Regions from separate parts of the Homo sapiens genome. Here region 2 is linked to region 1. The links are chromatin loops, found by intact Hi-C in ENCODE. Cell type or tissue: heart right ventricle. All regions are shown on one strand. Links, peaks and the distances in the headings refer to the core of each region. The heading gives the core; the rest is flanking DNA.

The links. Hi-C counts contacts between places; a loop is a spot of excess contacts. Peaks named below come from ENCODE experiments on the same cell type or tissue, not always from the same donor. Only the 100,000 strongest peaks of a DNase experiment are listed, where the experiment ranks them.
Region 2: it touches region 1 in a loop (2.8-fold over the local background); 41 of 110 quality-filtered maps call a loop at or near these places.

The regions. Positions count from the first base shown.
Region 1 is chr18:48,774,420-48,779,798 of GRCh38, reverse strand. All of the region lies in intron 9 of CTIF (cap binding complex dependent translation initiation factor), which reads right to left. It overlaps LOC107985147 (a long non-coding RNA gene), which reads right to left. Exons shown (of 2, transcript XR_001753444.2): 1 at 4,010-5,379; 2 at 1-2,974. Among named protein-coding and RNA genes, the nearest start is that of CTIF-AS1, 65 kb to the left of the region's middle. RefSeq lists enhancers at 1-519, 977-1,116, 560-1,501, 2,737-3,237, 3,238-3,738 and a silencer at 827-906. In heart right ventricle, for the core only: a CTCF peak has its summit at 2,547 (motif pointing left); a DNase peak (open chromatin) is centred at 2,519; H3K27ac peaks cover 3,994 bases.
Region 2 is chr18:49,176,011-49,181,389 of GRCh38, reverse strand. All of the region lies in intron 14 of DYM (dymeclin), which reads left to right. Among named protein-coding and RNA genes, the nearest start is that of MIR4744, 130 kb to the right of the region's middle. In heart right ventricle, for the core only: a CTCF peak has its summit at 2,441 (motif pointing right); no DNase peak of the experiment used is centred there.

The sequences.
Region 1 (5,379 bases), core at 103-5,102:
CCAGTGGGAAGGAAGGACATGGAGAAGTCTTGTCCCCCTTGGGAGGACAAGGAACCATTCTTCTGTCTGTCTGCAGCTTGGTGGAGACTCTCCCCCACCCCCGGCAAGACAGGAAAGGAGGCAGCAGACCCAAGCCCGCTGCTAAGCGCTGGCCGGGAAGCTGTCTCTCAATTCTTTTGGTCATAAGATGGCAGTGGGGAGAGCCCAAGGCCTGGCCTGTGGGGAGGAGGCTCTGAAAGCATGGCCACCTAAATGGCATGTTTCTTATCTCGTTTCCCTGTCACCTCTCCTCAGCCTTATAACTGACCCCCTCCAGATGCACTCCTGACCAATCAGGGCATGCAGGTGGCAGTGTGTTCTGAGGAGACAGAGTGTGGGGTACCAGGGACTTGGCTCCAGTTCTGTCTGTCACTGACCAGCTGCGTGACTTGACGTATACCTCCTAAGCTCTCTGGAACTTTCTTTCCCCATGTATAAAATGGGGCTGTTAACCCCCACCCACAAAGGTCTAAGGGATACTTATGGCCCACAGTGTATGCATACAGCTGGTATCCAGCCAGTGACTGCAGAGAGCTGGCCCAATGGCAAAGGAGGAGTAACTGGTGTTCCTGTTGGACCCCTGACAGGAACCCCCAGACATGAGCGACACCAGTCAATGTTGTGTTTATACTAACACCATCGTCCCCACCATTCAAGCCTCATCCACCCAAAGGAGGCAGGTATTATCTATTACCCCAGTTTATAAATGGAAAACTGGGGCCCCGAGAGGGAAAACCACTTGCCCAGGCCACACAGCTACGAAGTATTAAACTTAGGATTCAAATCGGGGCTGTCCAGATCCTGTACTCTCAGTCAGGGCTGAAACAGCTTTGTGGCATCATTGTCAGCCAGAACAAAAAGAAACAAACTGTCATTCTGGGCTCCCCAGGGACCAGCGCGACCTGCTGGACTGATGTGTCCCGATGCGGTGCTAGTGAGAATGCCCCCAGAACGCCTCCAGTTCTGGGGTTCAGGGAGCACTCCCAACCCAAGGTGCTCACCTCCTGGCTGCTGGCATTTCAATGAAGTGTAGTACTCCATGCCCATCCTCACCGCCACCTCAGGCCCCTGGACACCCCCACCACCTCTGCCTGTTACCTGCTTCACAGTCCCACGGTGGTTGATGGGAGAGGCCTTCCTGGCTCAGGGGTAGAAATCAGAAATGGGGTGCCCAGGGCACACCATGAACTACCCCTTCTGCCAACATGCCCAGAGGCTGAACGGCCATCCCCTGGCCAGGTTCCCCTGGTACAAACCCCGGATGAGAGTCCCATCGATGAAGATAGACCAGGGACCTTTTCTACCAAAAGGGAATGCCTGTGGCTTTCCCCGGTGCATTTTCTGGGGGATTGAATGCTTGTTCTAAGTTAGCTTGTGACTGACCTGCTCACATCCTCCCCTGCACTCCTGCAGACCTGGGGCTCCCGCCTCCTGATTGATAAATGACATACCCTTTGAACAGCTAACATTTCTGAATGAATAGCTAAAATAAGGAAGTAACTACAATAGAATCGACCCCATTTTTCTACCTGGCTCCTTAGAAGATGGCTGAGAATGCCCTCCTGGCTCAGGCTCCCATGCTGTGCACAGACATTTTTTCTAGAATTCTGAGGCCCTGTGGGCTGTTTGCCTTCTACTTTAGGAACATCCTAACGGGTGGCTGCTAAAAAACCCCAAGAGGAATCCTCACAGAATGTTCCATAAAACATACTGCAATGACCACAGGGGCCCCAGGCGTGGGACCAACAAATTGGCGGTGTTGAAACAGTGACTCTACGGCTGCCCACTGCTGGTGACTCAAGGCATGCCTGTTTCCGGGTCCAGGCAGGTGTGGAAGGAGCTGACACCCCACACGGAAGCCCCTTTGCCTCTGTACAAGGCTACTGAGGCCAGATGAGGCTGCGGCCTGCTCTCTGTCCCACCGCCCCATGGCCTGCCCTTGACCCTGGCTGCAGTCCCTCTGTCCACCCCTACTGCATGGGAGAAGCCTGTTGACAGCCAGGGCTCTTCCCACAACCTCTTCCTGCTGTTTGAGAAAGAACATAAACAACACTAGACAAACCAATGCATTTTAAGAAAATGCAGCCTCAGCTGGTTGATACTCATTCGTTCCTAAGGGCAGCTGGGTCTCTGGGCAGGCACTGTTCCCAGGGAATCCAGGACCCATGCTCTGTCCTCCTTCTAAGCTACCTGAGACCTCGGTGGCCCTCCTGTGGCCTCCAAGAGCCCTGGTTGTCTTGGGTATAAAATGGGAATGAGTACTACACTGGCCCGTTTTGGAGGTCTGGAGGGGACCCTTGCTGTGGGTTCTAGTCCAACTCTCAGCCTGAGGTTTCTGGACTCAGGGCTGGGACCCCAAGGGGTCTGAAAATTGCACATAGGAGGGTGGCTTGGTGGCGGTCACCATCATATAGTTTAAATCTTCCCTGTGGGACAGCCCCCAGGATGCCAAGATGCTGGGAGGTGGCCGCAGGCAGGAAGGGCTGGCCTTGCACACTGGTGCCCCCTGCAGGCCGCCCTGCCCACCCAGCAGGTGCTGCCGCCAGCACACACAAGCCAAGCAGGCCCCAGACTCTGTAAATGGGGCCAGGCGGGTGGGAAGGAGCCGGCCAGACCCGCCGGGTGGGGAGAGTTGGGGATGGGTCCTGCTCTGCACTGGTCAACCCGCTAACCAATCAGTCAGCAACAGGCATTTTAGCAGGCACCCTCTGTTTGCCTAGCGCATCTGCTTTGGGATAACAAAGCTGGAAGGAATGTCTGAAATGACTTCTAACCTCTCCATGTTTTATGGGTGAGGAAGCCACCATCAGGGTAGAAGGCCTGGCCTGAGGTCGCCCAGCCAGGGAAAGGCAGGGCTGGGGCTCCCCACCGGATCTCCTGCAGCCCAGAGCACCTCCTCCCACGCCGAGCCTTTAAATCCTCAGCTTCTGGTTCCCTGTTTGGGATAAACAACTGCCAGATTGCAGACAGAGCAGCTCCCATCTTCTCTTCCCACCCGCAGTGGGTTCCAGCCTCTCCCTAGTCCTAGACCTCCTTGCAACCTTCACAGGCTCAAGGCACTTGAGGGGCTGTGCGAGGCAGACAGAGGTGCCACAGGCTCTGCTGGAGAGGGCCTGGTGCCTGGCTGGGGAGACCTGACCCACAGACCACACCCGACCCAGTGCCCTCGTTTCCCCTATGGGGATGCTGAGGCTCAGACGGTGACATTAGTTGAGGGGCTGGCTTCAGACTTTCTGCCTCCTGCTCCACCACTTGAGGGAGGGGAGGAAAAGGGGCTTCTGCAGAGGGGAGTGAGGTGAAAGCAGCAAGTGTTGCTGTGCAGACCCGCCCCATGGCAGCCTCCTGCACAACCCTGCTCTGGCTCCTGCAGAGCTCCTGGGGGTGGCATCATGCTCCCCCTCCCCCACAGCGAGCACTGCACCTCTGTGCCTGGTTGGGCGGTGGGCGCCCATCTCCATATAGCTCTGGAAGCAGCTGGTGCACAAAGAGGGGCTGGTTGGGGCACATGGGGGCATATGGAGGTGGGCATCCCTACCCTCTCCTACAAGGCAGTAACCTCACCAGGGAGGGGTGGCGGGTATCTTCTGGCCTCAGATGCCAGGCCCTTGGTGCCACACCACCTGCCTCAGCAAAACCCCAGGGTTCAGAGGCCCTGGAGCCTGGCCAGGGTCGCAGATTCAGCAGCCCACTCTGCCACCTGCAAAAGACGGCCCAAGGCTGGCAGGAAACTCACGCCTCTTGAGGTAGAAGTTTTAGTTTTGGATGAAAATATGGTCTTGGCCTGAAATGGCAAGAAGCAGGCGCCAGCAAAATGAACGGGCCAGTGTGGTTACAGTGACCTGGGGTCACGGCCCGGCTGGGCAGCCTCAGCCCTGGGCTTGCTGATTGACACCCTCCGCCAGGCTGGCGGTACCTCCTTCCCCAATCCTCCTCTGCAACCCCCAGTCCCTCAAAGGGTCCTGCCACTTACAGATCCTCTTGTTGTCTTCCTTCCACCCAGATCCTGCCTCTTCCTTCATGCTTCCTCCTCCAGGAAGCCTTCCTCAACCTACTCCACTTACAGGGCTTGCCCCTTCCTCTGATGTTCCTAAACTGCCCTCTGGCTGAGCTGGCCCTGCCCCCCTTTATGTGTCAGGCAGAGGCCAGTGCCTGTTTCACTGGGGTTTCACAGTACTGAGCTCAGGGAACCCTGTGGGGCCTCCAGGCCAGTCCCAGGGCCCCTTGGAGAGCTTTCCTTGTGGCTGGATCCTGGGCTGTCTACAGTGCTGCACCCAAACCTCAAGTCCTACTGTGCCGGGGGCCCCTGGACTTGTGGAAGAATCTCTGCGTGGGCATCTCATGGCGCTTTCCCTGCCTGGGACCTCCCCTAAGAACCTTGAATGAATGGAATCATCAAAAGGAAAAGGAAAAACATGCTGCTATGAAATTCACAAGTTTCTCCTGGAGGAGGAGTCTTAAGGGAACACAGGTAAAAGTCAGGCATTTCAGTGGATTTTAACAATGATAATGTCAGTGCAGTAGGCAGGAGGAGGAGATGGGTATTATGACCCCATTTAACAGAAGAGTAAGTGTAGGGCTGCCACGCTTGAGATCCACCCAGAGTCAACCAGTTGCATGGCGCCACAACTAGAGCCAGGGGGAGGTGGCTGGCTCTTGGCCGCTTGAGTTATTTCTTATGCCACAGGTGGTAAGGCATTAAAGGAAGGGTCTATGGCAGGGAAGGCTGATTCCAGGTGACTGTGCTTCGAACCCCACTTTAGAGATATTACTCCCCTTGCCACATTTTTTTTTTTAATACTCAGAATAATGCAATGACGGTTGCCTAATGGGGTCCATGCTAAGTATGGGTCCAATATGTGGCGCTCCAATACGCAGCTGCTCAAGAATGCACTTATTCCGATTATAGCTATTCACCAGCTTTAGCTGGAGTCTGGCTTTCCCCAAATACCTCCTAAGCTACCCCCTTCTTTCGTATGGCCTTTGCTCTACGGAAAACTGGGAGGCAGGGGCATGACATGGTGACGTGCTGGCTCCCAAGCCCTCTCTGCTTAATGGGTCTAGGTGTGAATGACCTGGGTGCATACAGACTTCTCTGGAATACACTTGGTCTCAGGCTCGGCACTGTCAAGGGGGTGCTGGAGGGGGGACGATTTTGAGCATGCCTGTCCTCATACTTCAAAGTGGCCTGAAGCTTCTCTCACTCTGGGACCTGGGATCTGTCCTGGAAGGGCCAGCAGAGGGTTAAGGGAGGGTCGTTCCCTGCAGGTTCCTCCCTGTCCCCCCCAAAGAGGCCGCTGTTTTTCCCTGAAGACTCAGAGCTCTGCACCCTGATACCGAGTG
Region 2 (5,379 bases), core at 129-5,128, 400 kb before region 1:
AAACAGAATAACATGTTCTCTTTACTGGGGGATCAAGGATTAAATTAAAATGCATTTATGTAAAAATTAAAGATTTTTTCATTGGCATATAAATATAGTTCTGAGTGATCTCAAAATCATGCTGTTCCACGGAAACATTCATTTTGCTTTGGGTTTCTCTCATAAATCATCTTAACTTTTATCCTTGACTTTTTCTTACCAGAGCACATCTCTTTTGTTTAAAATACCCATCTAACTCCAACACGACCTTGACTCTAGATGGTTTGCTGCATTTCATGACGTGGTATTTCCAGTGATTCTCCAAATCAGAAACTGCATACTAACGGCCTGCAGCCTGGACTCAGGCTAGAGAGGTGCTGTGTTTGGTTTGCACAGTTTTTTTTGTTTGTTTGGTTTTGGTTTTTTGAAGTTAGAATTTGTTGCTAACATATAACAAGTTGGAATAGCTGGCAATGCAGAGCCCACAGTCCTCCATGCCAGAAATCAATTGGAACTGAATGGTGACTTTTTCCATAGGTTCTCTCTTAAGGGTTTTTACATTAATTCCCTCAATTTAACCATCACAGCAACTCTTAACTGCCACCATCATTATCACCAAGTATAAGGAAACTGAGTCTCAGAAAAATTAAGTGTCAGAAATCCCATGAGCTATTAAATGGAGGAGTGGGTGTTTAAATACAAATGTGTCTGAATTAGCCTATATTCCTTTCTGCATAACATCAAAAATGAGGTTATTTTATCTTTCAGTTGAAAAATCATTGGTATCCATAAATATTATATGATGCTAGCTGTAGTGCCCCAGGTATCAAGTTTATCATGTTAAATTGTGCAAGGTTAAAATTTACAATCATTTATCAATTTTCTTTAAGTTCCTTAATGTGGAGTTTACCATAGGCTACTTTCTCATTTCTAGAATATTGACATTTGTTGCCTGTACTGTCCATATAGGTTACTGATAAATAATTGAGAAAGGTGTTCACTTTAACATTGTTTTCCTATTTAAATTCTTTATTTAATATGATTCCCATTTATGAAAATAACAACTAATCACTACCAGAGAACGAGGATGGGCACTGACATCTATAGTTTTCTGGTTTCAAAAGGAACACAGAAATTAAACTTCATTTTGAATAAAAGCTGTCCATGATTTAGATAATAATTTATATCTCTTATCAAGAAAAAAGTCTTCCTTACAAAGATAGACTTGTATATTCTAGCTTAATAAATATTTACTTTTTGACTGAACAGATTAGATTCTTTAATCTGGGACTGTTTGTTTCTATCTAACTAGCATTGTTATCAGACTAGAGTTAGGTTTTTCCATACAACAGATCACTTGACAAATAATTAAATACATCTATTATACAAAAGTAAACTGGAATTAAATACTAACATTTATAGTCTAGGTCATGTAATTTCCTCTACCAAAAGTAAGGAAAATATTAACCCTCTCCACTTTAGTATAAACTTTAAAGAAGTTCAACAGATTCATGCTTTGAATAAAGTATCTTTTGCTTTCTTTTTTTGCCTTAAGTGGAAATGATGGTGCTGGTAGTAAGAGATTATTTTACTGTTGCTATCTCTGCTGATTAAGAATGAACAAAATATCAAAGCATTTACATACAGAGGAAGCAGTAGATACTTCGTGTTAAACAGACCTTGGGCAATTTACTTTCCCTCAGCTCCCTTCTCTGTAAAATAGGGATAGTAATATCTACCTTATGTTGACAATGATTTCTCTAAAGACCCAATCCTGTATTTGTTGTGTAATAGATACTCTATAGATGGTAACTATAAGCCTATTCATCGTTGTTGTCATCATCATCATCATCATCACAACAAAATAACTTTATGGTTTTGACAGACCTGAAGATATATTGTGTGGTAACTATATATTCCAAGTCAAAAGTTGTGACATGGTTTGTAAGCAAATGGTAGAATCACATTAGGTGACATTTTAAGTACTCAGTATATCAAGAAACTTTACAGTAGGTGTCTTAAATTGGACACTGTTCAAACAAATTAGAAATGGAGACACTCTTTAAGCCTAATAGATCTTTACTGAATATTGGTCAAATCTCCTTATCAGTTGTAATTACAGTACAGTGAAAAGTCTGTGTAACCCAAAGCTACTGAGCTTCAGATTTTAAATAACTCATAGCAAAATAAAGTTCAGTAATAGTCTCATACATGAAGGCAGTGAGATCATTATGGAATGGAAAGAGCACTGGATTGGGAGTCAAAAGACCAGAGTTGTTCTGGCTCTCAGAAAGCTTTGTGACTGTGGTCTAGTTGTCACCTCTCTTGTTTTTCATCAACACTCAAAGAAGGGAGCTGGATTACATTGTGAAGATCCCAAATATAATGTATCAATGCCCTTCAGTGTGCTGTAATGGGAATTAACTGTAGCTTTTGAGCCAGCAGAGGGAGCACGAAGCATGAATTTATGTCTGGGTTTTAGGAAAATGGGGGCGTGGTGGGGGGGTTACATGGTTAAACATTAATTACAGTTCTTAAAATAGATTATTTCCTATCAGGTTATACCCAACTTGATTTGATCTATAATATTATCTGGAGATGGTGGCATTCTTAAAACTACTGATAGAATTCTACCTCTGTAATTATCGGTAGTTATAATAAAGGACTATATTCCAAAAGTACATTTAATCCATGGTTATTTCTGAGGATTACTATCGTTTATTTTCTCTATTGTTAGTGTATTTTTATTAGAAAGAATTATAATTTTATCATTTTGGAAATATTCTGTTGATATTGAAATAACTGGGCTATTTGAAACCATAAGAATCTTTAAGTGATACATCATTTATCTAGCATTCTTGGGAATTGTGCAGTTCCACATATTTTCCAAATAACAAAAGTATGTTTCACTAAAGCGCCACCTTAAAAATGTTAGAAAGTATTTGGGATAGAGATCTTGCTATTGCAGACTTTTAGGAGTTTGAAGTAAAGACCTTACACACATTTGAATCTTTTTCTCATTGCTGCAGGGTTGTTGATTTGAGCATGTACTGATGTACTAAACCATAGTGGAATTCTGAGTTTGCTCCTTCTTTGATGTTGAGGCCCATTTTTCTCTTTTTGGTCACACTACTCTTAGATTTTTCCCATTTCCACATATTCCCATTCTGGTTTTCCTTTCTTCTTTGTTGCTTTTATTATTTAGAAGCTTTCACTGAGGAAGCCAGTAACTGAGCTTTCTGAGAACTGTGTTAAATTAAGATTCTAATTTAAGGCCTAAGGAGTTAAATCCATGGCTTTCCTATAGGCATTGATAACAACTTCATTCATGGAAATTGTTCTCTCTTTGTGGTTTCGGTTTATGTATTAAGAGGTTGGAAAGGGAGCTACTTCTTTATTCAGGATGAGTCACAGTAGAGATGGGTTTCTTATGAAGTTACTGTAAATATATGATTGGTTTTGTGGTTTTTCTAAAAAGTAGTTTTAGAACTTTAACTCAAAGAATATCTTATCCACCAGTCAGTAGATAGTTTATTTAAAAGGAAAATGAGGGATCATTAACCCACTGAAACCATTGGTATATACAGGAGGCATTGTGGAAGTGTTAAAAGAAGAAAAGAGGAATGGACATCTGTGCCCTTGAACTTGTATTCACATAAGAAATGAGACAAACCTACAAACAAAAGATAAAGGAAGACATGGGAAAAATGTGTAGGACAAGTATAAATTAATAATTAGGTACACAAAGATCAAAAGGAAGTTGAAATAAATGGATAAAGTTTTTACAGACATAAGATTTTTTTATAGTGATGAAGCTAATAGGTGTTGAAAAAAGGCATTTACCAGTAAAGACCTATAATTCCAGTTAAGGCTTCCTGTTCCTATGGCCATCCCAAAGACTAATTATATTCACTAAATTAAGATTAAGGGCTAAGCAAAAAAGAAATTTCAAAGTTCCAGTTGAGATTCTCAAATTAAGGGTCCAACACCTGGGAAATATTTTGGCTATCAATTGTGTTATAACGTAGTTATAGGTACTCTGCAGCATTTCCCCAAAGTTAGCAGTATCATGTTTCCTGTGACTATCTTTGTAAAATCTGACATATAGTAAACATGCTTTATTTGGTAGGTTTCCCCTGAGAGGAAATTTCTTTACACTTAGGAAGTGCCTTATGACCTGTGATAATAATAACTTCTACCCTGCCATCCTGGCTCCTCTTGCACTCACTGTGAGGTCATTCCACTTTCCAAATGAATTTTCTCTTTCAATGTTATTTCGATCCCAATTATTCCCATAAATTAGTGACACTGTGCCATAGGATTTTTAAAAAACTGGACAGATTTGCTATTTCCTTGGTGTGCAATTTTCTCAAGAGACTAAGAAAGGGTCACCGAAAAAGACAACCAAACTTCTTTCAAGTCAGAAAATCTCTTTCTTTACAGAACATAATTTTCTAATAGAGAAAATACCATAAAACTTCTAATAAGATCGATATCTTTAGAATTGCATACTAATTATAAAAAATTAGACTTTCATCGTAGTTTAGTTTATAAAGGATATATACATTTTTAAAATCCATTGTCCATGAAATATGTATAAAAGGAGTAAAGTGCTTTTTAGATAAATTACCAATTTTTAATTTTGTAATTTTTGCTAAATAACATTTCTGACCAAATCTAGTCAAAATTGGAAAGAAGCCAAGCACAGTGGCTCACACCTATAATCCCAGCACTTTGGGAGGCTGAAGTGGGAGGATCATTTGAGGCCAGAAGTTCAAGACCAGTGCGGGCAACAAGGCAAGACCTCATCTCTGCAAAAAAAAAAAAAAAAAAAAAGCCAGGCTTGGTGACACGTGCCTGTTGTCCCAGCTATTCAGGAGGCTGAAGCTGGAGAATCACTTGGGTCCAGAAGCTTGAGGCTGTCATGAGCTATGATTGCACCACTGTACTCTAGCCTGGTCAACAGAATGAGACCCTGTTTCTTAAAAAAAAAATTGAAAAAAAATGTGCTTATGTTAAAAACACAAATGAAATTTGCATGAATGTTTTTGTGGAAAATGAAAATAATTGTCTTTAAGCTAATGTTAGATTCTCTTATTTCAGTCTCTTATAAATTTGGTAGTATAGTTACCAGAGTGTATATTGACAGATTGTGTATTTTACCTATTATTTTCAACATATTTTATCAGTAATAATTTTTGTAACATCATTTTTTAAGTTGTTAGCCATCTTTCAGTTTTCTTTCTATGTCTTCCACATTTTGACTTTAGTTACCTTAGCTAGGGGAAATTCAATTCCTGAGTTTCAGCATTTTTTTAAAGAAACATTGTTTAGTCCAATACTTTGCCATGTTGTATGACTAGTTATTATTGGGTTTACATATAATTTTTGATTATGCAG